Linked DNA regions of Homo sapiens: all the other regions are linked to region 1. A link is a loop called in an ENCODE intact Hi-C map of the cell type or tissue named here. Cell type or tissue: endothelial cell of umbilical vein. All regions are shown on one strand. Region 1 holds the start of ZFY (zinc finger protein Y-linked). Region 2 overlaps RPS4Y1 (ribosomal protein S4 Y-linked 1). Region 3 holds the start of RPS4Y1 (ribosomal protein S4 Y-linked 1). Region 4 holds the start of ZFY-AS1 (ZFY antisense RNA 1).

Evidence for each region. Peaks named below come from ENCODE experiments on the same cell type or tissue, not always from the same donor. Only the 100,000 strongest peaks of a DNase experiment are listed, where the experiment ranks them.
Region 2: it touches region 1 in a loop (4-fold over the local background); 25 of 110 quality-filtered maps call a loop at or near these places.
Region 3: it touches region 1 in a loop (4-fold over the local background); 22 of 110 quality-filtered maps call a loop at or near these places.
Region 4: a loop joins it to region 1, with 2.6 times the contacts of the local background. A loop is called at or near these places in 14 of 110 quality-filtered maps.

Annotation. Positions count from the first base shown.
Region 1 is chrY:2,931,644-2,939,643 of GRCh38, reverse strand. It overlaps ZFY (zinc finger protein Y-linked), which reads right to left and starts at 4,263. Exons shown (of 8, transcript NM_003411.4): 1 at 3,875-4,263. In endothelial cell of umbilical vein, a CTCF peak has its summit at 3,519 (motif pointing right); DNase peaks (open chromatin) are centred at 3,663 and 4,733; H3K4me3 peaks cover 2,474 bases; H3K27ac peaks cover 2,344 bases.
Region 2 is chrY:2,854,221-2,862,220 of GRCh38, reverse strand. It overlaps RPS4Y1 (ribosomal protein S4 Y-linked 1), which reads right to left. Exons shown (of 7, transcript NM_001008.4): 5 at 7,450-7,621. Among named protein-coding and RNA genes, the nearest start is that of RPS4Y1, 17 kb to the right of the region's middle. In endothelial cell of umbilical vein, a CTCF peak has its summit at 4,416; no DNase peak of the experiment used is centred here.
Region 3 is chrY:2,837,487-2,845,486 of GRCh38, reverse strand. It overlaps RPS4Y1 (ribosomal protein S4 Y-linked 1), which reads right to left and starts at 3,885. Exons shown (of 7, transcript NM_001008.4): 1 at 3,860-3,885; 2 at 3,245-3,322; 3 at 1,230-1,410. The coding sequence starts at 3,862. In endothelial cell of umbilical vein, no CTCF peak of the experiment used is centred here; a DNase peak (open chromatin) is centred at 3,796; H3K4me3 peaks cover 1,512 bases; H3K27ac peaks cover 1,120 bases.
Region 4 is chrY:2,998,957-3,006,956 of GRCh38, reverse strand. ZFY-AS1 (ZFY antisense RNA 1) reads left to right here and starts at 4,331. Exons shown (of 3, transcript NR_144458.1): 1 at 4,331-4,644. LINC00278 (long intergenic non-protein coding RNA 278) reads right to left here and starts at 3,961. Exons shown (of 4, transcript NR_046502.1): 1 at 3,740-3,961. In endothelial cell of umbilical vein, no CTCF peak of the experiment used is centred here; DNase peaks (open chromatin) are centred at 3,056, 3,316, 3,496 and 4,536; H3K4me3 peaks cover 818 bases; H3K27ac peaks cover 1,158 bases.

The DNA of each region.
Region 1 (8,000 bases):
TGTAAATGCTAGATGACAAATTTGATGAGTGAAAATAAGAGACAGTGATGCAGGGAAGAAGTTTGGAGAAAACAAGTAATTAATCTCAAGTTAAATTCCACATTTAGGTTAGGAAAACGACCAGAGCAGACAAAGAAAGCACAGAGAGTTTCTGAAATGCAGTACACTTTCATGTGACACACCAATTACCTGCTGTGGAACCGTTTCACACGTTGAGTAATACCAGATTTAGAAGCGGGAAGAATAGAAATAGAAGGACTAGTGAAACTAAAGAGAAAACAGATAAGGTTTTTGTAAAACGAGCATACCTATGAATATTTATAGGAAGGGGCAGGCAGAGAGCAGGGAAAAGGGTAAGCAGAGAAAATGGACGTTGAAAGCAGCACTTCTTCCATCGGCAAAAGAAAGTGTAGGAAGAAATAAAGAAAAAGCATGAAATGAATGAGATCAAACATATGTATCATATAGTCATCTATCTTTCTCAATTAAGTAATGAAGTAATATGCAGGGGTTGAAGAATTTAAGAATCTAAAAAGGTTTGCAATTGCCAGAATGCATAAATGCAACAATTCAAAGGATATCAATTAGTGACAATACAAATGTAAACAGAGTTATTTATTTATATATATATATATATATATATATATATATATATATATAAGCACTGTATGCTTTTTGAAAGAAAGTTAAGGGGCATCTATTTGAATATAAATACACATAAATTAAAAACTAACAACTCATTCATCCAAGATAATTGGCTACCAGAGGTCGGGCACCGTGGTTCACGCCTGTAATCCCAGCACTTTAGGAGGCCAAGGTGGATGGATCATCTGAGGTCAGGAGGTCGAGACCAGCCTGACCAACATGGCGAAACCCCATTTCTACGAAAACTAGAAAAATTACCTGGGTATGGTGGCACACACCTGTAGTCCCAGCTACTTGGAAGGCTGAGGCAGGAGAATCGCTTGAACCCAGGAGGCGGAGGTGGCAGTGAGCTGACAGCAACAATGCACACCAGTCAGGTGACAGAACAAGACTCCGTCTCAAAAAAAAGAAATTGGCTAGCAGATCATCAAGGTCTATCCTATCAGGCAAAAAAATATTTTATACTTAACAATTTCCTTATAAATCCTTTAAAACTATACACTTGCCTATGTTCTTTTTGCACATCCACTGCTGATGTACTGGAACATCTACAGCTGCTGTACTGTACAAGATACAGTTCTATCTTCTTTACAGCTCTTCAGCTGTCAAGATATAAGGCAACTACCTCTACAGTTTATGCTGACCCCTTAGCAAGTCGACAACTAGATTGCATTAAAAATTTGTTTTGACGGCCGGGCGCGGTGGCTCACGCCTGTAATCCCAGCACTTTGGTAGGCCGAGGCGGGTACATCACGAGGTTAGGAGATGGAGACCATCCTGGCTAACACCGTGAAATCCCGTTTCTACTAAAAAAAAAAAAAAAAAAAAAAAAAAAAAAAAAAAATTAGCCCGGCGTGGTGGCGGGCGCCTGTAGTCCCAGCTACTTGGAAGGCTGAGGCAGGAGAAAGGCGTGAACCCGGGAGGCGGAGCTTGCAGTGAGCCGAGATCGCGCCACTGCACTCCAGCCTGGGCGACAGAGCGAGACTCTGCCTCAAAAAAAAAAAAAAAATGTTGCTTTGACTACCTCCTGCAATATACTGCCAGACACTTTTGTAAAACAGCAATCTCTAGTTCCCTTCAGACTTCTTTGAATCATCAGCGTTGTGATCTGCTGCAGTCTGGGAAGACTCAAAACCTGCGTTTTATTTAGTAAAAGTCTAGGAAGCAAGTGCTGCTATACATGTTCTCTGAAACTACTGCATCTAGGACCCTCACATATAAAGTGAACAGCGAATTTTAAAGCTTGCTTACCTTCACCAAGAAGAAGGGCAAAGTTTCATAAAGCCACCTGAAGGCTACTGCATTTCTGAAAACTGCTTTTCTAAACATACCTCTCAAACTGATTTCCTGTACTTTTGTAATTTTCAACCACAGTAAATACAATTTTGCTTACAATTTTAAATAGGAGCAAAAGATTATTTGGTAAACTTTCGATGCAAAAACGAAGCAGCAGTCTAGTAGAGACTAATTCAAAAAATAGCCACATTCTTTTTTTTTTTTTTTTTTTTTTGAGACAGACTCTCACTCTTGTTCCCCAGGCTGGAGTGCAGTGGTACGATATCGACTCACTGCAACCTCCGCCTTCAAAGTACCTGGGATTACAGGCGCGCGCCGTCATGCCTTGCTAGTTTTTTTGTATTTTTAGTAGAGACGGGGTTTCGCTATGTCGGTCTCCAGCTGGTCTCGAGCTGGATTCGAACTCCTGACCTCGGGTGATCCGCGCACTTCGGCCTCCCAAAGTGGTGGGATTACAGGCGTGAGTCACCGCACCTGGCCAAAAAACAGCTACCTTCTTGATCATCCATCCAGTAACGAAAACACTTATCAATTTATACTAGCTCTCAATCCTTCTCAACCTTTAAACTTTTGTAACAGCTGCAGCCAGAGCTCAGCATAAACTGAGGTGTGCCACCAATGTATTTCAAAATCTACTTTTTACAGCCTAAATTTGAATCCCTTTCCTATCTATATTATCCACTCCAGCAAAACCGTAAATATTTGCATCTTCTACAGACATTTCATTCTTGTAATGACCTCTCCTACTCCCATTCCTCACCCTAGCTAAACCCCATCTACTTCAGGATTCCCAATTTTGCAAACTGAAACCTCGCCTTCCTGTGAAATGCCCGCAGCAAACTTTTTGCAGTCACGTTCTGCATTAAGAGCCTTTTAAATCTTTCTTAGCACCTAGCACTGTCCAACGCTCACATTACTGTGCTCCAATTTTCCAGCAAAGTTGTACAAAATGCTAACAAAAGTATTTTGAAGATGAAACTGTATAAGAAATTTCAAATAAAATCTCAATGTCATCATGGGTATATGAACCTACAAGTAATGCATGAATTGTCTTTCAAAAAGAAAAATACCTCTTCTGCCTATTTTCCATCTCTTACTCAAAAAAAGTACACGGACTAAAAAAAAGCTCGCTCGTTTAAATACAGCTCATCAAAAAAGTGTTTCCACATAAATGGGAAAAGTCGCCTTGGGGAAATTTTATTCCTCTGCCCTCGTGCTGTATAATTTGTACTGTACTGTCTATTGGACGAGTGCCTAATAACTTTTTCATAATAAATTCCAGTTCTATTTTGCAGATCCTCGAAGAGGCAATGATGGTTGAAAAATAAGCGCATCGAAGGTCCCCGAACAGCCACATAATGACTTTAATTAGGGGAAAATAAAATTTTCTGGAATTTATGTGCTCTCGTGAGCCTAGATGCCCGAATTGCCACCTGCTGAAACGGGTGGCTGTAGACTCTCGGAAGGGCACAGAGCCGGGAGCGCTGAGGGGCGAAATGACCCCGGCGCCCGAACGGACGCCTGCGGCATGTCACCTAAAGCGTAGCCGACACTGCACCCAGCCAAGGATGGGCTGTGAGGGGAAGGCCGAAAGGTGGCGCTGCCGCAGGCGTCTGGAACGTACGCGCGCATATGGCGACAAAGGCAAGGGCCGCCAAGGGAACGAGCACGCCCTGTTGCGCAGACACGCCGTCGCGCCGGAGGCTGCGCTGCCGCCGCCGCCGCCGTCCTTTTCCCCATCCCCGCCTCAAGGATCATAACCGAATTTTTTTTCCAGATACCGCCTTCAAGATGGCGGCTCCGCCTCCCGACAACACTCTCAATACTCCCCAGCAGCAGGCGCCTAGCAGCCGCCATCTTGCCCCCCCGTCCCTCCTCCCCTTCGCGGACATTTACATAGCGAAAATAGGCCCAGCAGGCCTCCGGCCTTCACCTCACGCCTGCAGCCTTCGCCTTCTCGCCCCCGTGCCGTGCCCTGCGTCCGCAGTGGTGTCGACCCCAGGTCCATCAACTGCCTTCCGGACAAACGGGCGAACTTTTCCCACCCTGCCCGCTTATGGAGCGCACCTCCGCAGCCGCTCAGGGCAACTGGATAATCACTAGGCCTAACTGCGGCCTCCTCGGGGCCTGTTCGGCGCCGAGCGCCACGCCGGCCGGCCTAGCGCGGGAGGGCGCCCTACGGGACGCCGACCAGGCCACAAACAGGTTACTGCGCGCGCACTAGGCCCCGCGGCCGCGGGGGCACGCGGGACTCACCCGACGGATGTGCGGGCGGTCGGCGACAGCGGCGGGTGCTGCAGGACGGCCTTTCTCTGGAGCACTGGGCCGGGCTCCGGCTGGTAGGGCGGGCGGAGGGAGGGAGGAGGGGCCGAGTTCGGAGCTGACAAAAAGCGGCCCAGCTCCCCGGCACGGGCCCGCCGTCAGCACGTCACGTCACCGCCCGGGAGAGAGACCCAGGAAAATGCGGGATGGTAGTTGGGCCCCCTCCGCCCGGTGGGCCTCTCGGCGCCCCGGGTCGGCGCCGGTCACGCCCCGAGTCCGGGGAGTCCAGTGACCTCACTGCGGTGGGGTCTCCGGCAGCTGGAGTTTCCGTCACAACGTTCCTTTTCTCCGCGCGCCCGCCGTCACCACTACTTGCGCACCACCGCCTTAGTTGGTTGCGTGCAGGCAAGCGGCCCCGCACCGGGCCAGGCCACCCCCTGCCATCTCCGGTGGACCTGGGATTCCTAATCTCCCACACCCTGCGCCAGGCTCTCCCGAGACCTATCGCCTCTCGGCGCCAGTCCTAGCCAAGGCGACAGATCTCATTGTTGCAGGCCCTTAGACCCCCGCCCTCAGTAAACGTGTTTACTTTATTCCTAGGGTTGAGGAGGAAAGCAGATACAGACATATAGCATTCCCCACTGTCTCCTTTGTTGGCTTTAAAAAAAAAAAAAAAGAAAGTAAATGGACTTGCCACAGTGTACAGGCAAGAGGAGGGGAGGATTATCCTAATCAATTACTGAGCCAATTGATTTTTTTTTTTGCGTTAACGTAGGTATTTTGACCAAGATTTGTAATGTCTAGTGTGTGTTCTTTATGGCAGTGTTTCATCTTTTGGCATCCTTGAAATGTCAGTTTTGTGTAATTGTCTCATGAACAATGAATTATGCACACCCTTTAATAAATGTAAACTAACAATTGGTTTTGGGATTGTCTTCTTACAAAATTATTTATCCTCTTAAAGTTTAAAAAGGCTTTAGAGACTGAGAGGAAAATGCATTTGATTAAACAGATAGTACTGATGAACTCCAAAAACGTGTATTGTGCGTTTTCATTACTTTACGTTTTAATGCACTCTAATTTCCCATTAAACTAGGTACCCAAACTGTGTTTAAAAGTTGCTACTAAAAAGTTAAACATGCCTATCGCGGTCGCTCACCTCTGAGCGCTTTGGGAGGACAAGGCTGGAGTATCGCTTGAGGCCAGCAGATACAGGCGGACAGCTGTGATCAAGCCACTGCACTGCAGCCTGTGGGCCAGAGCCGGTAATCTCTAAATGTAGAGGCCAGGTATTTCAGTTTTCTAGCATACCTATTTTTAAAACTCAGAAATCATCTTGTCCTTAACTGAGAAACCTAAAAATCATAAAATGCTTTACGAAAGGAAAACCAGTGGTACATAGTTGATATAATGAGTTAAGTGCTGGATAGCAATTCTCTTTTCAAACCATTGGTTTGACCTTGTTTTCTCAAGTCGTTACCTTTTGTTTCAAAAATGATAAATGAGAGGCGGCTCACCCCTGTAATTCCAAAACACTTTGGAAGGCTGAGATAAAATCAGCTTGTGCTCAACTGATAGTTGGAGACAAGCCTGGAAAATAGGGCGATCCATCTGTACAAAAAAATTGAAAAGTGCTGGGTGTGGTGGAACACGCCTGTAGTCCCAGCTATGGGAGGCTTAAGCCCATTTGTTTGGGCTATGATTGTGATACCACACTCCAGCCTTTATGACAGAGCAAGATCTTGTATTTAAATAAATAAAATCTTGTTTGAGAAATTTTCATCAAGTTAAGACAATGTATTTTGAGGAAAGAAAAGTATTTTTACATTATGTTTTTCAGTAAAAAAAACTAGCCTAATTTCATATGTAATTAACATAATTTCAAAATACTGATAACGTTCAAGTTTTTAGAGATGGTACCTGGCTCTGCCACGCAGGCTGGAGTGCAGTGGCACCTTCGTAGCTCACTCAGCCTTGAACTCTCTAGTTCAGTGTAACAGCCATGGCCTCCCAAAGCACTGGGATTACAGCTGTAAATCAAATATTTTCCAAAGGCCTTCATTTAATGTCCTTATGGTATGTCAAGAATGGGGTCTCATGTCAACTGTAAGCAACATGGTCAGAACACAAAAAACAAAGTAAACATTATTGTTAATACTTACATGCTTATCAAAAATCCTAGTATTATTATAAAAAATTACCAATATATAAAGCACTTCAGAAAGAACAGCTAAGGAATATAAAGGAAAAAAGATGTTTCCTAATCTGAAAGATCAGAGGTAGTTCAGATAAACTAAACAGCTTTTGACATTACTTTTCATTCATAATGTTAACTTTTGGTGAGAGACAAGGAAAGGATGGTCTAATTTTAGTTGTCATATAAGAAAAGTCTTTATTACAGTCCAAGAAAGATTATAAATGACTACAGATGAAGTCAACTATATTTACATCTTTTTACCTTCTCAAAGAAACACAACAGAGGGAAAATTTATATAGGGACAATGATGAGATAATATTTCAAAAGTATATTGTGAATACAAAATAACTGGCTGCAAAGCAAATAAACTTTTATTACTGATAAAATGTACCTGTTGTTCACAGTTGCTAATGTGTCTCAGCTTTGAAAGTAACTAACCAGCTCACAAAGATCGAGGTTTTAATAAAGTAGCTACAATTGCGTAAAGTAGCTACAATTGCATAAGCAAGACACAGTACAAGGTCTTTATATCTTTTTCCAAAAGAAGATGAAGCAGAAAAATAAAAAAAAGAATTTTACTTCCCATCACTAAGAAGGAATTTACAAAAAAAGATTATACTAGTTTTTGAGAAAACAGAGACACTTCAATAGTATAGAATTAATTCATACACCAAAATGTAAAAGCATGTTATCTAAAATGTCTCAAAAAGCTTTATGGAACCAAAATTTAAAGACATCGTATCTAAAACTTCTCAAAAAGTTTTATAGAACTAAGTGTATTAGGCTGCTATGGAGGCCATAAGAAAATACCACACTGAGTGGTTTAACCAAAAGAAAATTCATTTTCTCACAATTTCAGAGCCCCAAGTCCAAGATCAAAGTATTGACAAGTTTGATTTATTCCAAGGCCTTTCTACTTGGCTTTTAGTGATGGCAGCCTTATCACTATCTTCACCTGATCTTCGCTCTGTGTCTATGTCTGACTCTCTTGTAAGGACACTAGTCATATTGGATTAGAGTTCACCCATATGACCTCATTTTACCTTAATTACCTCTCTGCAAATGCAGGCACAGTTGGAGGTACTTGGAGTTATAATCTGGGGAAGGACACATTTCAGCCCAAAATACTCTACCCTCTGGTCGCTCAAAATGCATCTTATTTCTCACATGCAAAATACATCATTACTAGGGTGTGTCAAAAAACGTTGTGATCCAGTTTGAAGAGGCTTGTACTGGCTAATGATGAGTATCAAAATACCATTTTATTGCAATGCACTTAAACCCATTGGATATATCCAAAATCATGAATCCACAATAACATATTTCAAAAAATTATCACCTTTGAGGAATGGTAGAGAACCAACACTTGTGAGAAGAATGTCTGATTATGAAAAGAATAACATGTTTATCTCATACAAATGTTTTTCCCAACCAAAAACAGTGATAGCAATTTTCTCTTTATAGATGTATTCCCTTTTTCAGTCTGTTTTCTTATCACATGTCATGTAGCCTCCAGAAAACTCCACTGTACACCTGTGGAAAAATAAGAATGCAAGAGGCAGTATTTATGGTTATATGGAAATAGTTTTTTGTTGTTGTT
Region 2 (8,000 bases), 77 kb after region 1:
CACAGCTAGGCATGGTGGCACACACCTATAATCCCAGCTACTTGGGAGGCTGAAGCAAGAGAATGCTTAAACCTCAGAGACAGGGGTTGCCGTGAGCCGAAATCATGCCACTGCACTCCAGCCTGGGTGACAAAGCAAGACTCTTGTCTTGGAAAAAAAAAAAAAAAAATGCCAGGCACGGTGGCTCATGCCAGTAATCCTTGCATTTTTGGAGGCCAAGGCAGGCAGATCACCTGAGGTCAGGAATTCAACACTAGCCTGGCTAACATGATGAGACAACCCTGTCTCTACGAAAAATTACAAAAATTGCCAGGCACTGTGGCTTATGCCTGTAATCCCATCACTTTGGGAGGCTGAGGTGGGAGGATCACCTGAGGTTGGGAGTTCAAGACCAGCCTGACCAACATGGAGAAATCCCGTCTCTACTAAAAGTACAAAATTAGCCGGGCATGGTGGCACATGCCTGTAACCCCAGCTACTCGGAGGATGAGGCAGGAAAATCGCTTCAATCCAAAAGGCAGAGGTTGCAGTGAGCAGAGATGTCACCACTGCAGTCCAGCCTAGGCAACAAGAATGAAACTCCAGCTCAAAAAAAAAAAAAAAAAAAAAAAAAGACATACAGGGATGGGGGTGGAGCAGGGTATATGAGACAGTTGTTACAACAGCAGAGAGGCCATAGTACCACAGACAGGCATCAGGCAAAGCAAGAGGTTAGGGGCTTCAGAGAAGCACAGCCAAGAAAGTACACATGCAAGCCCTGAGATGAGATTCCCAAAACCTCTAGCCTGGCTGACTGGTGAAGGTCATACTCCCTGTATGAAGATACATAGGGAAGACTGGAAGAGATGGCTGTTTTTCTTTAGAAAAATAAGCCTAAAGAAACGATGATGTATGAGTTACCAGACAAAAAATTCAAGCTAACCATCTTAAAGATGCATATCAAACTAAGGAAACAGCTACAAACAAAATCAGAAAAACAACCCATAAACAACATGAGAATTATCAACAATGTAAAGGAAACCCACAAAAAAGGATCAAACTCTGGAACTGAATACAATTGAACAGAATTTAAAAATCACAGGTCCAGAAAGAATCTGCAAACTTGAAGACAGGCCACTGAAATTAACAAGTCAGAGGCGCAAAAAGGAAAAAAGAAAAATAAAGGTGAGCCTAAGAGAGGGAGTAGCAGACACCATCAAGAGGAACAATATACAAACTACAAGAGTCCTAGAAGGAGAAAAGACAGAAACAGAGAAAATGAGAACAGGATTTGGGGGAAAGACAGGGAGGGGCAAAAAGCCTACTAGAAGAGAATAATGGCCCAAACTCCCCAGTTGTGTGAAAGAAGATGGACATACAAATTCAAGAAGCTGAACTCCAACTAGGATAAGCCCAAAGCATCAAGAGACAATATAATCAAACTCTCAAGAGTCACAAAGAAAGAATCTTGGAAGCAGCAAGTAAAAAGTGACTCATCATTTACAAGGGAGCTCTTGCTAGATAAGCTATAACTCTGCAATCCAGAAGACAGTGGGATGACATATTCAAAGTGCTTAAACCAAGTGACAACGAAGAGTCTAACTATAAAAGAGCCAAATATGAGCGACCATGGCCCATGACACAACCCTCAAGAGGAGGCCCTGAGAACATGTAACCAAGGTGGTCAGGGCACAGCTTGGTTTTATACATTTTAGAGAGGCATGAGGCATCAATCAAATACATTTAAGAAATACACTGGTTTGGTCAAGAAAGGGCAGGGTTGGGGGGTTATCAGGTCCAGTCTATTGGTGAATTTAAACATTTTCTGGTTGACGGTTGAGTTTGCCTGGGATTGGTAAGAAGGGAAAGGGAATGCTCAGGTTAAGATAAAAGATGATGGAGACTGAAGTTCTTCTGAAGTCTTAGGGAAGTGGTTGCCCTTAGAGACAATAAATGACCAATGTTTCTTATTCAGATTTTAGTTTATCTCTTTAGGATTGGGAGGGTCTGGAAGAAAAAGATTTATCTATTTTAATAGAGATTCTTTACAGATGCAGATTTCTCCTCCACTCCCACGAAGAGCAGCTTTGCAAGTCCATTTCAAAATATGGCAAACATGTTTTGGGGTAAAATATTTTTATTTTCTTCATTGTCTCGTAATGTTATCCCAGAGTCAGACTGGAAAGTAAGTCATGAAATATAGGGTTAAATAAAACCCATCTGATGATGAGTCATGCTCATTTGTAGGGCGTAACTCTCCAGATCCCTTAGATAGGGATTTGGGTAAGATAATCATCAGGGTTTAGTCCTCACAAGAATACCATAACTTTCAAAATGAAAGAAAAAATAAGACCTTCCAAGGTAAGCAAAAGCCACTAGGCTGGCCTTACGAGAAATGCTGAAGAAAAGCACTTCAGGATGAAACAAAAGGATGTCAGACACAAAACCATATGAAAAAAAGAAAGAAAGAAAGAAAATATAAAGCTTTCTGATAAAGGTAAATATACAGACAAATAGAGAATCCTAGATCACAAAGGTGTATAAATCACTTTTAAGTCTGGTATAGAACTTAAAACACAAAAGCACATCAATAACCATAAACCAATGGTAAAAGGATACACAATAGAAAAACATTCATGTGTGCCATCAATAACAAAATTTGTCTGAGGGGATATGGAGATGCAACTGAAGGTAACAGTTGAAAACAGACTGTTTTCACTTTAAGATAATTTATGTAATCCCCTTGGTAACCACAAAGAAAATAACCATGGAAGACACACAAAATCAGAAAGGATTCAAAGTGTTCTTTTATTTTTTGTCACTATAAAAAGTAAAGAGCAGCAGAGCACAAAAAGGCAGGTAATAAGGGAGAAAAAATAGGTATAAAATAGCTACAGAACATACTGAAAATAATTAACAACAGAGCTATACTAACTAATGCCTTCCTTAACAGCAACTATTTTGACTGTAAAACAGATTAACTCCTCACCCCAATCTAAGGACACAGACTAGCTAAATGAATAAAACCAGCCAACCAACCAGTCAAGTTACAACTATATGCTGTTAACAAAAGACCGGTTTCAGATTTAACGACACACACAGGCTGAAAGTGAAGTGCTGAAGTTGATGTTCCAGGCAAATAGTAAGCAAAAGAGAGCAGGGGTGACCAAACTTGGGTCAGACAAAATAGACTATAAGTCAAAAATTGTCACACAAGACAAGGCAGCTCAAAAATGCTTATGTTACAACAGAAGAAAGACCTCAAATGAATAGCCTAACTACATTACAAGGAACTAGAAAAACAGAATAAACCCAAGGTTGGCAGAAGGAAGAAAATTAAATAAGACCAGAGCAGACATAAAAGAAAAAAACAGTAAGAAAAAAGAAAAAAAACTAAGGGTTGATATTTTAAAACAGATTAACAAAAACTGACAAAACCGAAGTTGAGCATGGTTGACTCACTTGGATAACACACTTCCTAATTTGAAAACAAAATACAAAATGACAGTAATTCAACAGTGTGATACTGGCATAAAAGACAGGCAAACAGACCAAAGGAAGAAAATAGAGCCCAGAAATAAACCCAAGCATATATGGCCAAATGATCTTCAACAAGGGTGCCCAGACCTCTCAATGGAGAAAAGACAGTCACTTCAACAAGTGGTGCTGGTAAATCTACGTCCCCATGTAAAGAAACAACATGAGAATACCTTACATTACACCATATACAAAAACCAGCTCTAAACAGATTAAACGTAAGGCCTTGAACTGTAAAGCTCCAAAGACAAACACAGAGACCACAAGCTTCATGACATAAGAGATATAATTTCCTGGACATGACACCAAAAGCAAAACCTGACAAATTTAAAAATGCCTGCCAACCAAAAGAAACAATCAGTAAGGGTGAAAAGGCAACCTATGGAATGGGAAAAAACATCCACAAATCTTACATCTGATACTATCTAAAGATGTCCTACAACTCCACAATACCAGAAACAACCTAGCTAAATACTGGACAAAGGACATGAATAAAACCTTTCTCCAAAGACATACAAACACTCAAAAAGATGTTCAACATCTCTACTCATCACAGAACTCCAAATTTAAAAAAATAATAATGAGATATGACCTCATACCTACCAGGATAGCCACGAGAAAAAAAAAAAGAAAATATATAAAAAGCAAACAACAGCAAAGTGTGGGAAGGAATGTGAAGAAACTGAAATTCTTCTACACTGTTGGTAAGAATGTAAAATGGCAAGGCTGCTATAAAAAAACCGCACAATGGTTTCTCAAAAATTTCAAAACTATCTCATCCAGCAATGCCACTTCTAAGTGTGTATACAAAAACATCCAGCAGGATCTGGAAGAGTTGTCTGCACCGCTGTGTCCCCAGCAGCATTACTCACAGTAGCCAAGAGGTGGAGACAACCCAAATGTCCATCCACAGAGGAATGGATAAACAAAATGTGGTATACACACCCAACTGAGTATTACTCTGCCTTAGAAAGAGGAAGGAAATACTGGCCAAGTGCGGTGGCTCACGCCTGTAATCCCAGCACTTTGGGAGGCCAAAGAGGGTGGATCACCTGAGGTCAAGGGTTTTGACTCCAGCCTGGCCAACATGGCGAAACCCCATCTCTACTAAAAATACAAAAATCAGCTGAGTGTGGTGATGGGTGCCAGAAATCTTAGCTACTCAGGAGGCTGAGGTAGGAGAATCACTCGAAACCAGGAGATGGAGGTTGCAGTGAGCGGAGATAAAGTCACTGCACTCCAGCCTGGGCGACAAGAGTGAAACTCTTTCAAAAAAAGAGGAAAGAAATACTTTCACATGCCACAACATGGATGAACCCTGAGGACATGACGCCAAGCAAAGTTAACTAGTCGAAAAGGACAAACACTATCAATTCCACTTATTAAGACACCACCCAAAAGAGTCAAATTCACAGAAGCAGAGTGGTATGGTGGTTGTCAGAGGTTGTAGAAAGGAGAAAGTGGCAAAGTTGGTTAAAGCACATAGTTTCAGTTTAACAAGATGAAAGAGTTCTGGAGATCTGCCACATAAGAATGTGAATATAGTTAACAACACTAACGAACTGTACACTTAAAAATGGTTAAGGTGGTAAATCTCTGACGTATCTTTTTTTTTTTGAAACCACAATTAAAAATTATTTAAGCATTTAAAACCAAACAAACCAAGAACTACAAAAAAACCTTTGCCCTCACTCAGTGGGTTTCTTGTTACTAGGAATATTGGCTTTGTCATTCTGAGATTATTTTATGTACACTCCCAGGACTAAACTAAGTAAACTAGTAAGTAATAAACAAATAAGCAAAAAAATTAATACCAAGCATGTTTGTGTAAGACAAAGGGATATATATTTCAAATAAAGTTAGGGCCAGGGCGGTCGCTCACACCTGTAATCCCAGCACTGTGGGAGGCCGATGCAGGTGGATCACCTGAGGTCAGAAGTTTGAAACCAGCCTGACCAACATGGTGAAACCCTGTCTCTACTTGGGAGGCTGAGGCAGTAGAATCACTTGAACCCAGGAAGCGGAGGTTGCAGTGAGCCGAGACTGTACCACTGCACACCAGCCTGGTCAACAGAGCAAGACTGTCTGAAAGCAAAATGAAACAAAACTCCCCCAAAAACAAAACAAAACAAAAACAAACAAGTTAGGTGGGGGAGAAAAAAAAATCTGTTGAATTTTAACTGGGAATTTGATTTAATAAACAAATGAGATACAACATATCATTTCATTGGAGATAAGAAGTCCACATCCATTTTAAAAATTATTCTCGGCTGGGCACGGTGGCTCACGCCTGTAATTCCAGCACTTTGGGGCGCCAAGGTGGGCGGATCACAAGGTCAAGAGATCAAGACCATCCTGGCTAACATGGTGAAACCCCGTCTTTACTAAAAATACAAAAATTAGCCGGGCATGGTGGCAGGCACCTGCAGTCCCAGCTACCTGGGAGGCTGAGGAAGGAAAACGGCGCAAACCTGTGAGGTGGAGCTTGCAGTGAGCCAAGATCGTGCCACTGCACTCCAGCCTGGGCGACAGAGCAAGACTCTATCTCAAAAAATTAAAAAAAAAATTATTCTCAAAGGTATGCAAACGTTTGAGAGACAAGCATAAGATGCTCCTACCTACCCACTCTCCAGCTTCGTAACATTTTTAAACTCCTGGCCAGCTTTGATTCATCTTTACCTATGCAGTCCTGCGCTGGATCACTTAGAAACAAATGGCCAGTACCAAATCATTAGAACCTGAAATATTCTCACAAGCCACTCGAAAATCTAAGTAACTCCGCAAATGTTTCTTAAGTGTGTTCCAATATATACATTTTTTCCTTTGTCCCTTTACCCAAGTTTGTCTTCATTCTTTGACAAGAATACTTCCTGAATGTAAGTATTCCTGCTATTACTTCCTGCTATTACTAGGAGGTGCATGATATCTGGTTATCTCTGTGGTCACACTGAAATCAAACAACAGGTTTAGGTATCACAAGCATGACACATCCTGTTTAATATCCCCTCTCAATATTTTCCCCTAATGGGAAGCCCTCTCAACTTTCACAGCGAAGAAACAAACATTCTTGGCTAAAATTTTCAGGTCAACAGTAAATAACAGAAGTGCAGGCAGCACAGGTACAAGGTCATAGTGGTCAAACAATCAGACAACCCTAGCCTGTGGAGTACTCAACTCAAGACAGCCAGCCTAGGTTCAAACACCAAGGCAACTGAGGACTTTGGCTAGGTCTTAAATCAGAGTCCAAGTGAGGACTGCGGGGGTGCCATAAGCAGGTAAACAGGGAGGGCAGATAAGCAACAGAACAAAATCAAAAAAAGCAACAGAAAAAAAGTCACTGAAGAATGGCACAAAAGGAGTTGCCATTGTTTGTTGTCCCTGACCTATTCTTTCAGTGTTTCTGCATGTCTAAAAATTTCTGTTAAAACAAGTCAGGCAAAATATTTTACTTCCTTAGCTGATCAGGTATTAGCAAGCACTTGGGTATAAACCTGTCAGGAGTCAGAGCCTGAGGTGTAGGGAGGAGAAACAAAGCTGTAGACACATCTTTTTCTCATCACTAGCTTAAGATTATCTGGACAACTTCAGCCCTTCACCTCAAGGAACACAGCTAAACTTTATCGCATTTAAAACAAAGTTCCCCTCTTCTGACAAACAGAATGGACACAGAGTTTACATAGCTATGGTTTACATTCTTGAATGAGGCTGGGCTACTGGAGATAGCCCAAAGGGACATCACACCTCTACTCAACATCAAGAACCCACTGCAAACCCAAGAGACCATGACACAATATGCTCTTAGAGAAAACCAAATGTGTTTTAGTTCTCTCTAATCATAATGGGTGTACAGACAAAACAGAAGAATAAAATAGAAAGAAAAAGAAAAGACAAAGAGGGAGGTGGCAGACAACACAAGGGAAAAAAAAAACTTACCTGTATCAAATTTGATAAAGTTGATTATCTTGCCAGTCCCTAAATCAATCTGCACAGTATCGTTCACCTTGATGACAGGATCTGGGTAGCGGATGGTTCGAGCATCATGAGTCACCAGGTGAGGGATTCCCTTCACTCCCACAGTAATCTTCCTCACTTTGCACAACTTGTACTATAAACACAGCAAGGAAAATCAATTCAATATGTAAACACAAAGCCAGCCTAAAGCAGTCACCCAGACATTACTTATCCCATCGATTTCCAGCATTTCCTCGGTCAGAGAAGGAGTGCTCTTGGGAAAAACTATATTAACCAGTCACAGAGCTGATGATCTCCCATACTGATTTAGTAATTTAGACATTTGGGAAACCTTGCCAAGGGGGAATCTGTTTCAGAACCCTCTGGTGGCTGCTGGAAGAGTGCTCAGCTGAACTAACCTCTGGTCCTTTATCACAGGCTAAAAGCCTGTTGCCTGTGTATCTGAGTGGTAACACACAATCAACTGGTATATCATTTTTTCCTCAGGGACATATTTCCAATTGATAGTCCTC
Region 3 (8,000 bases), 94 kb after region 1:
CCTGCTCCTCTCCCAATACATGTCATCCAACAAAAGAAAGTGAATACATTTATGGCTGCTCTATTGCTTCCTATGTTCTTGTGCAATAGCTGCTTGAGACTGTGTGCTGGGTTAACGCACTCAGGATCCTGAGGAGAAAACATACATGAGCACACCCACAAATACCAGGAAACCAAATGAACAAGCAGACCTCACATTTAAGCAAGCAAGGCTCCAGGCTCAGCAGGCTGCCCAATCAATGTCCTGGCCCCATTTACGCCCTCCATGACTTCGCTTATCAGGAGTCCTGCCTCACTCAGGATTTGGGGTTTTGAGAAACAAAGCAAAATGCTAAAAAAAAAAAAGAGGAAGGAAGGAAAGTAAGAAAAGGAAGGTCTGTCTTTTCTAACTCAGTGGCTGGATCCTAGGAATGTCCGGCCTGGAACCCCATCCACTCGGTAGCATCCACACCTGACAAAGTAATCATCCCCCTGCTTTCTGGACAATGCTAGGCTAAAAAGCTGTACTGAGCCTTTCACCATGAAAAGGGTGAACAAAGCACTAGGTCAGAATTCCTTACCTTTCCCTACCTTCCCTCTTGGTACACTTTTTCCCTAGAGGTGTGTGACCCTTCTGCCCCTCCTCCACCCTCCCCGCCAAAAAAAGCTGCAAATCCATCCTTGGAGATCCAGAATAGTTAAGTCATCAACGAAGTGGGAAGACAGAGCCAAAACCCTGTTCACTGACAAAGATTCTCTCCTTGACCAATCGTTAGCCAGTTTCCTCTGAGCCCTCTTCTTGGCTAAGCTTCAACCTTGACCTATGAAGACCTCAACACTAACACAGCTTCTAAAAGCTCAAGATGAGCCCAGTCTGCCTCAAAATGCCTGCCTGAGAAAACTCAAGGCTGCCAAAAGAATTTACTGTTTGTTCCAGCCAACACCTAAGGACAGCTCCTCTGTCTCCCAGTCTCTGCCGGGAAGGTAGGAGCCTAACTTTGATAATCCGCCAGCATGCAGCCACTGCTGGCCTCATCCCATTTACATTATCAACCCCTTTCCAGCTTTTCACTTGAGCCTTGCCACTCCTCTCCCTATCCCTCATTCTCCTTCTGAAAGGACCAGCAGTAACTTCTGCAGAAATCTGAAGTTCAGTGTCCAGTTTTATCACTGGCAACATGAGAGCCCTACATCTTGTCCTTCTCTCAACCTGTTCCTTCTTCAAAACAAAACAAAGAACTCTTTCCTTACCCATGAATCCAGCAGGGTATGTGACATCCACTCGAACCTTGCCATCAATTTTGATGAAACGTTGCATACATATCTTCTTTACCTCATCTCCAGTCAACGCATACTTGAGTCTATTCCTGAGGAAGACGATCAGAGGAAGACATTCCCTCAGCTTGTGGGGACCTGTCGATGGACGAGGTGCCTGTAGAAGACAAGGAAAGGTAACCTAATCTAAGAAGATCCACTCCTTATGTAACCAGATTGAGCAGATGACGTACTTTAGTTCTGCATAAGTTCAGCTGAACTTAACTTGTTGTGGGGAAGAGGAATACAAGAGGGCAATTATTTTATTAGTTTAGAGGTCTGTCTTGTTAGGAAGGTCATATCCCCAACCATGGAAATCTCATTTTGTGCCCCTTCCTTCCCCAAATCTAGCCTCACAACCATCTCCCCATTTTGCCCTGCCCCAAGCACCACTGCCACTCATACTCCTTCTTCAAACCTCCCTTGAACACAACACTACATCCCATGTATCTCAAGTGTAGCTTACGCTTTACCCAAAACCTTATGAAGACATATTCTACTACTCTCTCACCATGCCAGGCTTCAAAGTTCCACACAAGCCCTGCCGATGTTGCAGGACCACCCTGTAATACCCAATGTGCGTTCCTCCTCTCTTGGCTGCTTGCCGGCTTAAGTGTCATCAAATTCACACCGCAACAAATCCTGTAACCTATACTCTCGCAGTTTTGGTGTTATACTGTCCTTAGGATATCTGCTACCAGTACATATAAAAGTCTCAAGGTCTGTCTTGAACACCACTCCCCAATTACCTTTTAAGTTTGGATCACACAAGAATCTCTTCCAATGGAGACCGTTCAAGCTGCTTCTACAGATCCCTCTCTAGCTTTGTCTCTCTTAAAACGGACTCGCGATCATTAACCACACACTTTCATCAATGTCACAGGGAAAAGGAGAGGAACCCACAAGACTAAGGGACCAAGTTCCCAGCAAGTCTTCTTAAAGAGTGCCTTGCTCATCCACTTAACAATAGAGAAAACAATGGCCCATCCAGGGAGGTCAAATAGTAGGTGACAGTAGCAGAGGTAGCACTTGGAAGCAGAAACTGACAGGGACAGGTTGCAAATCCAGGTCCCCAGCCAACACACTGCCTATGTTCTCTCTGAAAATATCAGAACAAGGAAGACAAGTTTCTACTACTCAGTGTTCAGAGTTCAAACTGTACCAAGAAGAGGCCAAATCAAGTTAGTTACTAAGTGCCTCCTAAATGGAGACCCTCAGAGCTAAATATAGTCTCTTACCACATTTATTCCTGCTCAAAAAACCCTTGGCATCTTAAGCGCCTCGATTCTGTCTTCTTCACACTGGCTCCTCTCTGTCTCAGAAGACCAAGACTTTACAGTTTTAACCACTCTCTCCTAGTGTGACCACACCATCAATGTGGAAATTGCCTAGTCTCCTTGTGAGATGCTTGCCTACTGTGCCTCTGAGTATACTGCCCTCATCCTGCCAGGTCTTCAAGGTTGGGTTCAAGAGCCTCCAGACTTTCTCACACAACTTCTTGCCCTTGTTTCGTGGGCTCCTGTAGCCTTTACTATTAAACCAGTAACTCGGGCTCAACGTAAAAAGCAGCTACTCCACCCTCTAAAACAAGGGGTAACTTTAAATTAAACGCATTTGATTATTAATGGGGGACTCAGCGGACTGTCACTGAACTCCTTTCTTATGTGGAATTGGACACATTCATTAACCCACCCAGCTCTGGGCTCAGGAAGTGCCCTCTGAAGTGGCGAGCTAAAAGAGCAAAGGAAACCATCGGGACGTGACATCCTGGCCCTTTGTTGCACAGAAAAGTGCAAGGACAAGTTCAGGGTGCGGGAAGTCTTTACCAACGAAAATCCCACATAACAAACAAGCAAACGCCGCCCCCAAGAAATACCGAGCCACAGGTATTTAGCATGCACTCTTGACTAAAAAAAACAAAAAAAAACCACAAAAAACAAAGTTATACTCACAAATACACCCGTTAGTTTGTCAAGCATCCAATGCTTCGGCGCTGCAACACGCTTTAAGTGCTTCTTGGGGCCCCGGGCCTGAAAAGGACACGAAACTCAGAGAAATTAGTTTCCGCTGACAGTGAAATGCCCTCATCTTCAGCTGTAGGAACTGCTAACGGGTAATACCTGACTCAAGGAGAAAAGATCGCCCAGCCCATACTCAAGCCCCGTTTTGAACAAATATTACTTCCTGCCAGACCCCAGAAGAGACCACGCAAAGCACAGACCTTTGAAAACTTGGCGGGTCTCCCTAGCATCCGTCAAGAGAGCGTCCACAGTGCTCTCCAAGCGAATCTGAGGCTGCTTCAACGTGTGAAAATAAGCTAATCCGGGTAAAAAGCCACTGCCGGGCTGCGTCAAGGATGGACTCACGTGACGGCCCCCAGACCGAGCACAACGAGACACACTCTTCTCAGACCTCCCCTCTCCAAATCGGGTTTCCTGAAGCAGCACCAGCAGCATTCCCACCCACCAAGTAGGGGCGACCGAAAAGTGAAACATCGCCAAGGTAGAACGGCCCTTTTTCAAATGATGGAGGCAGATATACTAGGAGTTAGGAACTATCGGTCTTACCATGGCGAAACTCTGCGACGGAAGAGAATCTGTTCTTTTCCGGTGCAACCAAAGTCTGTTGTCGTAAACCGCAGGAAGTCAGATGAGTGAGAAGTTTAGTTCCGGTTTCTTATTCTTCCGCTGTAGAGTTCATATCCTGGAACTGAATTTCTTAGCATTTTCAGTTTCTGATACTGATTTACAGGTGTCAGTTATGCCGCAGGACTTTTTGTTGTGCCTACCCCCCGTCAAGTTGGCTGAGCTGGGAGGACGCAGTTTACACTCTTAAACTTATCTTTCGCCGACCTTCAAAATATTTAGCAAAAGTCCTGAAACAGCACGATTTAGGAGCCTTAAAAAAAAATGCCAATCGTGAGAAATAACCTATATGATTCCTTGTGACTGTGACATGCTGTGATTGCAAAATCATGATTTGTTTCAGAGACAAATCATTCCTTGTTCAGGATTGGGGCCAATTTCATAGGTTTGGGAAAGTACTAAAATCGTCTGTACCGTAAACATTGAAAGGATAGGTTTCATGGCATTTGAATTTTAAGTCGAATACCTTGCTTTGGATTAGCTCGTGATGATGGCTGCACAGCTCTGTCCATGTCGTAAAACCTGCAAAACAATTCACTTTTAAGAGAGTGAAGTCCGCTATGTAAGTTGTACTGCGCAGGCGTGTGTGTGGTCACAGCTTCCATTGGAATTTTTCACGCGCGTCCGCCTGACAGAATTGATATACAAAAAACAACCAGCCAGGCCGGGCACGGTGGCTCACTTCTGTAATCCCAGCTCTTTGGGAGGCCGAGGTGGGCGGATCACGAGGTCAGGAGATCGAGACCATCCTGGCTAACACGGTGAAACCTCGTCTCTACTAAAAATAAAAATACAAAAAATTAGCCGGGCGTGGTGGCGGGCGCCTGTAGTCCCAGCTACTCGGGAGGCTGAGGCAGGAGAATGGCGTGAACCCGGGAGGCGGAGCTTGCAGTGAGCCGAGATCGCGCCACTGCACTCCAGCCTGGGTGACAGAGCAAGACTCCGTCTCAAAATAAACTAAATTAAATTAAATTAAAACAAAAAAACAACCAGTCAAATGAAGCTGCACTTCCTTAATGTGTACAATTTGATGAGTATGGACATAGGCGTAAATCCACGATACCACCATCACAATCGAGGTAATGAACATCTCCATCACCTCCAAAAGTTTCCTTGTGTTCCTTTCTGGTTATTCTCTCTCTCTCTCTCTCTCTCTCTCTCTCTCTCTCTCTCTCTCTCGGCCAGTGCACAGGTTGGTTTCATACATTTTAGGAAGGCAAGATGTAAGATGTACATGGTGCAGGACATTGGGGTGGCTTGGTGGGGGGCTGGGGCAGTGGGAAGGTAGAGTTTGATGTCGTAAGAGACAAATGGTTGCATTATTTTGGGTCTCTGATCAGCCTTTCACTAAATACACAATTTAACTGTAACAGGAAAGGTAGAGGCCGGGTGTGGCAGCTCACACCTGTAATCCCAGCACTTTTGGAAGCTGAGGCAGATGGATCACCTGAGGTTGGGAGTTCAAGACCAGCCTGACCAACATGGAGAAACCCTGTTTCTACTAAAAATGCAAAAATTATCTGGGCGTGTTGGCACATGCCTGTAATCCCAGCTACTCAGGAGGCTGAGGCAGGAGAATCGCTTTGGAAACTCTGTCAAAAAAAAAAAAAAAAAACAGGAAGGGTAGAGGAATAGTCAATTACTTTCATAGTCTGGCTCAGTGAGTCTGTATTTTTACATAAACAGTGTAGCAGAGGAAACAATGAGATAGGCATTTGTTGCAGATGTGCACATGGAGGACTTTCTGTCTTGCACCTGTGAAGATGAGCTACCAATGTAGGTCGCCAGGGTGAAATTAAACAGAACTGCTTTGGAGTAAAGATCTTGAGGTGCATGGCTGGGCGTAGAACCTCTGCGCTTTCCAATTTGAGACCCTTGGTGGGCAGTGCCTAAACACAGAGGCAACTGCAGGTTTCTGGCTGTGGGCAGTGAATCTAGGAGTTTCCGTGTGGAGGCACCAAATCACCACTGCTCAGTTTGTTTAAGGTATCTGGGTCTTTTATAATTTTTTTTTTCTTTTCTTTTTTGGTCTTTCAGTGGCTGTTTCCCTGTAGTTCCTTGGAAATTGAGGGCAATTAGCTAGGATCACTCTCTTGTGTTACCTGAATGCCAAGGAGTGAATAGGAATAATTGTCCTGTCCAGAAGGGGGAAGGACCTTTTTTTTTTTTTTAATCTGTTCCAGGTGTGGTCCCTGATTCCTATGTGTGATGCAGCTCAGAGTAGACTTGCAAATGTTGCAGGAGATGTAAACCTTCTTTTCTTATTCTCCCGTTATCCTACTCAACTGGCTAAGAACAAAAAACGAACCCAGCTTCCAGTTCCTATCATTAACGTTCATGGAATGGGAAGCATGGGAAATCATGGCCTTATCAAATTATAAGGATGCCAGCAGTCAAGCCTTTCCTGCAGTGACAAAAATGAAAGCTCATAGTAGAGGCGGGCAGATCACGAGCTCAGGAGATCAAGACGATCCTGGCTAACACGGTGAAACGCTGTCTCTACTGAAAATACAAAAAAGTAGCCAGGCATGGTGGCACGTGCCTGTAGTCCCAGCTACTCGGGAGGCTGAGGCAGGAGAATCGCTTGAATGTGTGAGGCAGAGGTTGCAGTGAGCCGAGATCGCGACACTGCACTCCAGCCTGGGTAGCAGAGCCAGACTCTGTCTCAAAAAAAAGACCTTGAGGTCCACAATGAATTTCTCTTTTGGGGCAATTGTGAGGAATCTATGTAGCTTTTTTTTTTTTTTTTCCTGAGACAGAGTCTTTCTCTGTCACCCAGGCTGGAGTGCAGTGGCACGATCTCAGCTCACTGCAAGCTCGCCTCCCAGGTTCACGCCATTCTCCTGCCTCCGCCTCCCAAGTTGCTGTTACTACAGGCGCCCACCACCATGCCTGGCTAATATATATATATATATTTTTTTGTATTTTTAGTAGAGACGGGGTTTCACCACGTTAGCCAGGATGGTCTTGATCACCTGACCTCGTGATGCACCCGTCTCAGCCTCCGAAAGTGCTGGGATTACAGGCATGAGCCACCGCTCCCGGCCCTATGTAGCTTTTTTTTTTAGCTTTGTCTTATTCTCATCTCAGGTTTGCCTGCCACAGTTCCCAGCTTGACTTTTCTCTTTGGCCTCGTAGTGATTTGGGGGTTCCAACATTTATTTTTCCTTTCACACTCTCTTAGTTGAGTAGTGCCATATGCATAATTTCAAAATAATCAAGGTGTAAGAAAATGTAACAAACTACTTGGCAATATACACTCCTACCTTAAATCAGGGATTGGGTGATAAAGCTTCCTTCCAAACAGTAAGCAAATTGATGTGTTTACTGAGCACTTATTCTGTGCCAGGCATGCGTTTTCACTTTTCACATGGCCTAAGTGTGTTGAAAGAGCCTTAGCCAAACAGGCTAAGGGATGTGGTAATGTGGCAGGCCAGGTCTCACTAACACAGGCCTCTATAACAACTGTTTCAGCACTGACTGATGGGTTAAGTTAAATATTAAAAGCTGAAAAAGCCAGTGTCCTTATACAAAGGCTGGAATGCAACAAAAGTCCACCAAGAGTTTTCCCCAGGCCTTTCCTGAACCTTAAAAGCATGATTAAACAAGTTTTACTGGGGATCTGAAGAAACTCTTCAGGCCTTCACAAAAAAGTTTCTTAGGGGGTCTGAAGGAACTTCTCAAACCTTTATGATTTAGCAGGTGACAAGTATAATCATCCCAGCACCTGCACCCACTGAGATTAAGCAAATTTACGGAGACTCCAGAGGAAAGTCTTCAGGACTCAGACCTTGCTTGTAGATTAAAAGAAGTATTCACATATGTCTTTAGATGAATGCACACTTACATGTAGATATAGAGCTTAGAAGCTATAGAAGCTCTGGAAAACTTTGTAATTTTGAGTCGGCCTGGCAATAATTTCCAGGCCTTCTCCCTGTAACCGCTTGTAGAAATAAAAACTCTTCCTCCCTCCCTCTGGAGGGAAAACATGCAACTGGCACTTGTACACTCCTAAGGTCAGAGACATCTGACTCTAAGATTGGGGGATGCACAGGTAGGGGAA
Region 4 (8,000 bases), 67 kb before region 1:
GTACAAGCACTGATTGGCAGAGCCTGGTTAGATACCACCACTCCAATTGTAAGGGAACCTAGTATGCTGAGGTTCTACAAAGAAAGGTGATACACTCTGCCATATAACTTGAGGAATTCCTGAAATATAGGGAATTTTAGATTCTGAGCAGCCAAACTAAGTGACCAATGGCCACCACCTGCCCATCCCAATAAGTGGCCAATTAGAGAAAAGTCATGATCCAGAGGGAAATAGGGATCAATGGGATATCTTATATCAGGCCAAGGAGATGTAGAAATTTTCATAAAAACTTTCATTAATTCCTAGCATATTGCAACAGATACTTGGATAAGATGGTGCAAGCTGGCTAGGAAAGCCAGCTCTTCCTGGTTTGCCTGGGATTTTTTAAGTTTTTTAACAGTTGGATACTCTGACAATAAAGGTTTATAGTTGGATACCCTGACAATAAAGGTTTATAATTAGGACATGCCTTCAGTCAACAGCATTATGTTGCCTTGATTGTCAGTGTTGTGGGAATCAGGACACTGTTGTGGGAATCAGGACACTGGAGAGACCAGTGAGGGGAACAGGACGATTGTATTTAGGTGGCCACCAGCTCAGCAGATTAATACCCAGAGGCTGAGCAATGAACAAAGAAAGGGCTTGACTTTTATTCATGAGACCAAAGGGTGTTGGCCTGTGGTGCAAAACTTGTGGGGTGGGGAAAGCAAGCTTACAGAAGCAGAACAAACGCAGTTAATCAAACTGTGACAGGTCTTGTAACTCAGGCATGTCTTGTGACCTTTGCCATCCTGCACAGATGGGAAAAACAGGACCTTACAAAATCCTTGCAAACTTGCAGAAGTAGTTACAAAAATAGTTATACAAGCAGAACAAAGAATGATGGCATGGGGAGAGAATTTCAGGGAGAGATTGAAAAGAACTTGTTTTTCTTCTCCCTGATCTTGTTAGTCCTATGGCTGTTCTTTCCCATACCCAGCCATGGACTTCTTGCATGGCTTTCCCTAAGGCCTGCATTTGCCTTCTTAAGGACAATTCTCCTAGCTCACAGAGATCACCCTTAATTTGACCTATGATTGGGAGTGGCCGGCCGAACAAGATCTCATAGGGCGAATACCCAGTTTGGTGCAAGTGCACCTGATTCAGAGGAGGACCATGGGCAGGATCTGATCCCATCTTAGATGTGTTTCTTGGCAATATTTCTTTAATAGCTGCTGGAGTGTCCAGTTCATGTGCTCCACTTTTCCTTAGCTTTGCAGCCAGTAAGCTATGTGTAGCTTCCACTTCCTGAATCCTCAGGGGCTTGGTTTGCAACAGGTAGGTCCTGCACCAGTCTATATTCATTAGTCCCCAGTTTCTGCACTGGCAAAAGGAGAGTGTTCTACAGTGACTGTCATCGGGCCAAGATCCTGTGTTCTAATTGCCACTTCAAATGCCCTTGAATGCCATGTATTGCTTCTCAGGGAAGTGGGTAATAACGAAACCGAACCAGTGTTTCTCCTGATTTTAGTTCTACTATCTTTTGTATCTGGTTCACAGCGAGGGTAGGGGCATTATCTTCAGCCCACACTCTACGAATTTTACTAGGCACCCATACAGCTCATCTAGCCCCAGCTTTGACAACCCTTCTGCATACAGCCTCCATTCTTCCACCTGTGGGACATCAAGAGTTAACACCATATATTCAGGATGGTGGCAGGCTTAAAGTTATGGCCCCTTAGGCCCCTACTTCCACCTCTCCCTCATCACCCTCTGGACATTCATTCTTCCAGTGTCCTTTCTTCTTGCACCCCACACACTGGTCCCTATCTAGTGCTGCCTGATCCTCGGGTCTTTGCCTGATTTGACCTCTTCCTTGTCCGCACCTACATCCACTTCGTCTTGGGACATTCGCCCCCCTTTCCATAAGTGCTGCCACCAGCAAATTGGCCTTTTCCCTGAGTCTCCTCCTCACAGTTAGTGTACACCTTGGTGGCCACTTCTAAAACCTGAGTGACATTCATGCCAGTGAAACACTCTAGCTTTTGCAGCTTTCGCCTGATGTCTCCCTGGGTTTGCCCTACAAACACTGCGTTTACCATGCACTGGTTCTCAGTAGCCTCAGGGTCAAATGGACTGCAAAGCTGGAAGGCCTCATAGAGTCTCTCATAAAACTGGCTACAGCTTTCATCTGCTCTCTGAAGCACCTCTGAAATGTTTCCCATATTGAATGCCTTTTTCTCTCCTTTTCTCAAAACTTGCAGGAGTGCCTCTTGGTACCTCTGCAGTTGCTGTAGTTGGGCTTCCTTGTTTGGGTCCCAGTGCGGGTCTGCTTCTGGGAACTGGCCCTGTGCATATGCCAGGACATTAAGGGTGCCTTCCAGTGCATTGTTTTCTAGCCACTGGTGGGCTACCTAGGTCACCCTTCAGCATTCCTTGGTGTTGAACAGCATCAGGAAAAGCTGTTTGCAGTCTGGCCAAGTTGGATTGTGTGTCTCAAAAATAGACTGCATCAGATTTTGTGAGAGCTTGGGGCTTCTCCATGTAGGAGGGAGTATGGTGTTTCCAGTTTAGGAGATCAATAGTTGAAAAAGGGTGATAAATGAAAGTTGGTTGCCCACCCTTGGACCTGGCCCTGTTCATCATAATACATGGGTCCCCAAGTTTCTCAGAGAGGCATCTGCAAAGCTCTTGCAGCCAGATTAAAGGCGGCCTGCTTGATCATTTTGACCTTCCTCCTTGACCTCCTGGGGCAAGGGCTCAGATTTCACACTTTGGGGTTAGCCTGAGGTGTATCATCATCTGAGTCTGGCTGCTATTGGGCCAGGCTTGGTAAAGGTGGATAGATTGGTGCATAGGGGAGAGGGGTTTCTATTTCCGCTGGTGGTTCCTGCAAAACTGGTTTTTCTTGTGGTTTTTCCTTTCTGTTTGTAGCTGACAGTAAAGCTGAATTCTCTTTCACTTTTGGCTCAGCTCGAGCTACCAGTGTTCTGCAATAAGCTGCCAGGCAGGGCTCTAGCCATACAGGTCGAGTTTGAATTATATTCAGCCGTGAGTCAATATAAGGAAATTGGCCTGGAAGTCCAGGCTGTCCTCCGACCTCAGTCACCACCTTAAATACACAGCCAATTATTTCCCCATCTATAGTTCCTTCGGCCGGCCATCCAATACTGAAAGAGGACCACTCTATTTCACAGACAGTTCTCAACCTCTGGGGGTCAACTTGATCCCATAATCCCCCACATAATCTTTCTTAAAGTTGTTTAACATGCATTCTAATGGGGTGGGTTTCAACAACTTCCCTCCCATTTCCTCCCATTTACAGCACAATTCACTCACTGTTTTACTTTCACTTCAGACCGATTAGACTGTCTCCCTCACAGGAGTATTTCAGACACTGCTAAGCTTTAAAGGAGGGTTTGAGTCCCAAACCCAGACCACCACAATCACTAAACTGTGGGGCACCTCCCTAGCATACAGTCTATGCTAAGAGACCTGTGGCTCCACACACACCATTCCCCACGTTGGTTCCTTTTGGAATCGTCTGTTTCACACACATTCACACACCTCCCCACTCCCGGTTTCGTTTCTTAACTGACTTAGCAAGCCACTTTTGTGTCCTGGGTTGGTTGGGGTGTAGGTTTCTTCCAAATTTGCGAGCCACTCTTGCATCCTGGGTCATATTACTAGGTATACCCTGGGAGGTGATGAGGCTCCCCTTCTGTCATGGGACAGGTCTTGCCTCGGGCCCAAACCTTACCGAGGTCCTGTAGCACACTGTTCCTTGAATCATCCTGTAGCCCCTTAGGTTCTGTTGTGCTGTCAGAGAGCGGCACCAGGTTGCGGGAGAGCTGATCTCCCCTCGGGTTGAAGTTGTCCTGATAGCATGCCTGGAGTCACGGGTCTCCCCCAGGCTGGGGCCCCAGACCCACAGGCAAAGGAGACAGCAAACCTGTCGTCTTCACTCCTGGCTGGCTCACCAAAATGTGGCTGGAATCAGGAGACCGGAGAGACCAATGAGGGGAACAGGACGATTGTATTTAGGTGGCCACCAGCTCAGCAGATTAATACCCAGAGGCTGAGCAATGAGCAAAGAAAGGGCTTGACTTTTATTCATGTGACCAAAGGGTGTTGGCCTGTGGTGCAAAACTTGTGGGGTGGGGAAAGCAAGCTTACAGAAGCAGAACAAACGCAGTTAAACTGTGACAGGTCTTGTAACTCAGGCATGTCTTGTGACCTTTGCCATCCTGCACAGATGGGAAAAACAGGACCTTACAAAATCCTTGCAAACTTGCAGAAATAGTTACAAAAATAGTTATACAAGCAGAACAAAGAATGATGGCATGGGTAGAGAATTTCAGGAAGACACTGATAAGAACTTGTTTCTCTTGTCCCTGTTTTTGGAACCCATTTCTTCAGGGCCCCTACCTGGCCTTGCAGGTAATGTTATCACAGCTGTAGCTGGACTTTGGAGTGAGTCAGCCTGGTCAGGGAAGGACTTGTTTTTCTTTTTACTTGTTTTTCTTATATTTCCTGCTTCATGAGCAAGAAACAACAAGCTTTACCTTCACAGTAGAAGAGTCCAGCAGAACAAAGTTGGAAGCAGAGGGAGTGAATCTAAACCTATGGACAGATTCATCTTGGAAACCCTAAGTGAGGCTAAAGGTGAGTGTCTAGCTGATACCAGAAAGTCATTATGACTAATTCTAACTGTTGGAGTGCAAAAGTCAGTCTCAAAGCTAACAGCCAGTACTAGGAAACAGAAACAAAGTAACAAGAAACTCTTATAGCAGCAGAGTCCTCCTAAATAATTCCATTGCCTGGTATTTTTCATCATTAATCTACTTAGAAAGAAAATTGGGCCTTTTTAAATTATTATTATGATGAACTGCTCATAACATAAAATTTTCCACGATAATCATTTTTAAGTGTACAATTCAGTACTTTTAAATGCCTTCACATTGTTGATGTAACCTGTTTCTAGAACTTTATCTTGTAAAACAGAAATGCTATACCTATTAAAACAACTTCTCCCTATTTTCCCCTCCCCACAGTCCTGTCAACCATCATCTACATACTGTCTCCCTGAATTTGACTATTCCAGGGACTTCATATAGACAGAATCATGCTGTATTTGTTCTTTTATGTCTGGCTTATTTTACTTAACACTGTTTTTACTGTAAGTCCAGTTGTAGCATATGTCAGAATTGTATTCTATTTTAAGGCTGAATAACATTCCATTTTAAGTATATTTCATATTTTGTTTATCCGTTCATCTCTTAATGGAAATGTGAATTGTTTCCACCTTTTGCAGTTGTGCATACTCTTGCCATAAATATTTATGTCCAAATATCTGTGAGCCAGGCTTTCAATTATTTGGGGTATATATGTAATCTTGGAATTGCTGAATCATTTTCCACATCAGCTGCACCATTTTGTACTTTCACTAGCAATTCATAATATCCATTTTCTCCACATTTTTCCCAACACTTATTTGCTCTTAAAAGTAAGTATTAATTTGTATGAAATGGTATCTCGTTGTAGCTTTAATCTGCATTTCCCTAATGGACAATGATGTTGAGAATCTTTTCATGTGCTTATTGATGATTTGTATATCTTCTTTGGTGAGAAATGTCCATTCAAACCCTTAGCCTATTTTTAATTGGTTTTTCTTGTTGAGTTGTAGGAGTTATTTATATATTCTGGATATTAGTTTCTTATCAGATATATGATTGACAGATATTTTCCCTATTTGTGGATTGCCTTTTCACTCTGTTGGTAGTGTTTTTAGGTATTCAGAAGTTTCTAATTTTGTCCAGCTTACATATTTTTTATTTTGCTGGGTGTAGTGGCTTAAACCTGTAATCCCAGCACTTCGGGAGGTCAAGGTGGGCAGATGACCTGAGGTCGGGAGCTTGAGACTGGAGTCACCAACATGGAGAAACTCTGTCTTTACTAAAAAACAAAATTAGCTGGTCGTGGTGGCACATGCCTATAATCCCAGCTAATCCCAGATTCTCTCGAGGGAGGAGAATTGCTTGAACCCAGGAGGCAGAGGTTGCAGTGAGCCAAGATTGTGCTATTGCACGCCAGCCTGGGCAACAACAGCAAAACTCCATTTCAAAAAAAAGATATTCTGAAGTATTTTATTCTTTTGGATTCTATTTTAAATAGGATTATTTTCTTAATTTCCTTTTCAGATTATTCAGTGCCAATATATGAAAATATGACTTATTTGTATGTACTGAATGTCTAACAGTTTGTGTATTTTTTTGTGTAATCTTTATGTTTTCAACATAAAGGTTTACGTCATTAGCAAATTAAGATGATTTCATTAATCTTTTACAATTTAGATGCCTGTTATTTTTTCCTTGCCAATTGACCTGCCTTAAATTTCCAGTACGCTGTTAAATAGCAGCAATTTAGATAGGCACCTCTGGCACAGTGGCTCACACTGTAATCCCAGCACTTTCGGAGGCCAAGGCAGACGGATCACTTGAAGCCAGGAGTTCAAATTCAACTTTTCCTTTTTTGCAGAATTTCTGTGTACTATTTACCAATGATCTAAAACGCAACATATTGTAGTGTAAACCTAAAAAAACAAACACAGAGACTCTTTAAAAGAAAAGGTGTTTATTTGGAAAAGGAAAATTGCAAGCAATGCACAAGCTATAGTAAACTAGGTGCACATTCAGAGCAGTAAAGGAAGACAAAGGAGCTTTAAAGTAGTAAATGAGGAGGATTACATAACTGTTATGAAATAACTATCCCTGGCTACAAAGATCAGTAACACAGGTGTGTGGGTAAGTCAGAAAGAAAAGTAACAAACATAATGCTAGTCTGAGGTTGAATAGGCAGTTGTTGGCAGATGTCTTGTGGAAATTTTTTTGTGGAAATTTTTTTTGTAAGTTTGTGATATGGTTCCGATCTGTGTTCCCACCCAAATCTCACACTGAATTGAAATCTTCAGTATTGAAGCAAGGGCCCTTTTTGGGGGTGATTGGATCATGGGGGCAGTTGCTCACAATCCCCCTTTGGTGCTGTCATTCTGATAGTGAGCTCTCCTGTGATATGGTTGTTTAAAAGTGTGTGCCACTTTCCCCTCTCTCTCTGGATCCTGCTCCAGCCATGTGAGACACTTGTATCTGCTTTGCCTTCTGCCATGAGTTAAAGCTCCCTGAGGCCTCCCCAGAAGCACATGTTTCCATGCTTCCTGTGCAGCCTGGAGAACTGTGAACCAATTAAACCTCTGTTCTTTATAAATTACCCAGTCTCAGACATTTCTTTATAGCAATATGAGAACAGACTAATAGTGATACTAACAATCACTTGGTCCAATAACCTTTAAATCCTGGTATCCAGAATTCTGCATAGTAGTTTAAACGGGCTTGAAATTAGTTTAAATAAGACCACTTAAATGGACTAATAGTTTGTGATGGACATTGTGCAAGGTTGTAGAGTTTTGTAGAGTCTTCTTTGCTATCAGGCATACAAGTACCTATATTCCTGGCCTTTCCTGGCTCCATTTGTTAGGAATTTTTTTTTAACATTAGGGACTCCATTTTTAATCTGACAGCTTTCACGGTATACATGTGTAATATTGTCGACGTAAAGTAATTTGCTTCTAAGTGTCAGATAAAAATAATCGGTGAGAAGGTCCAAAGTTGGGGGAAATAAAGAATGTGGCTTTACTACAATATCAACCACTATGTGACTTTAACTGGCAGCCTCAATTCTCATATTTATAAAACAACATACTGAAGAGTATTCATGTTTATACCTTTTTCCCACATTATACATTTTCAAATGAATACTATCCACAAATCTAATATGCCAAAGTGATCAAAAGCCTGCTGCTAACTAAAAAAAAGAGTATGAAAAAAATAATGAACCAAGAAAAAAAAGGCAGCTGATATGGCTAGGTGTGCACATGTAGGATTATTTTCTCCCATCATGCTATAACTATCCACGACCACCTTACGGTTTCATTGTACTGAACCCTGTTTAAACTACCTCTGCAG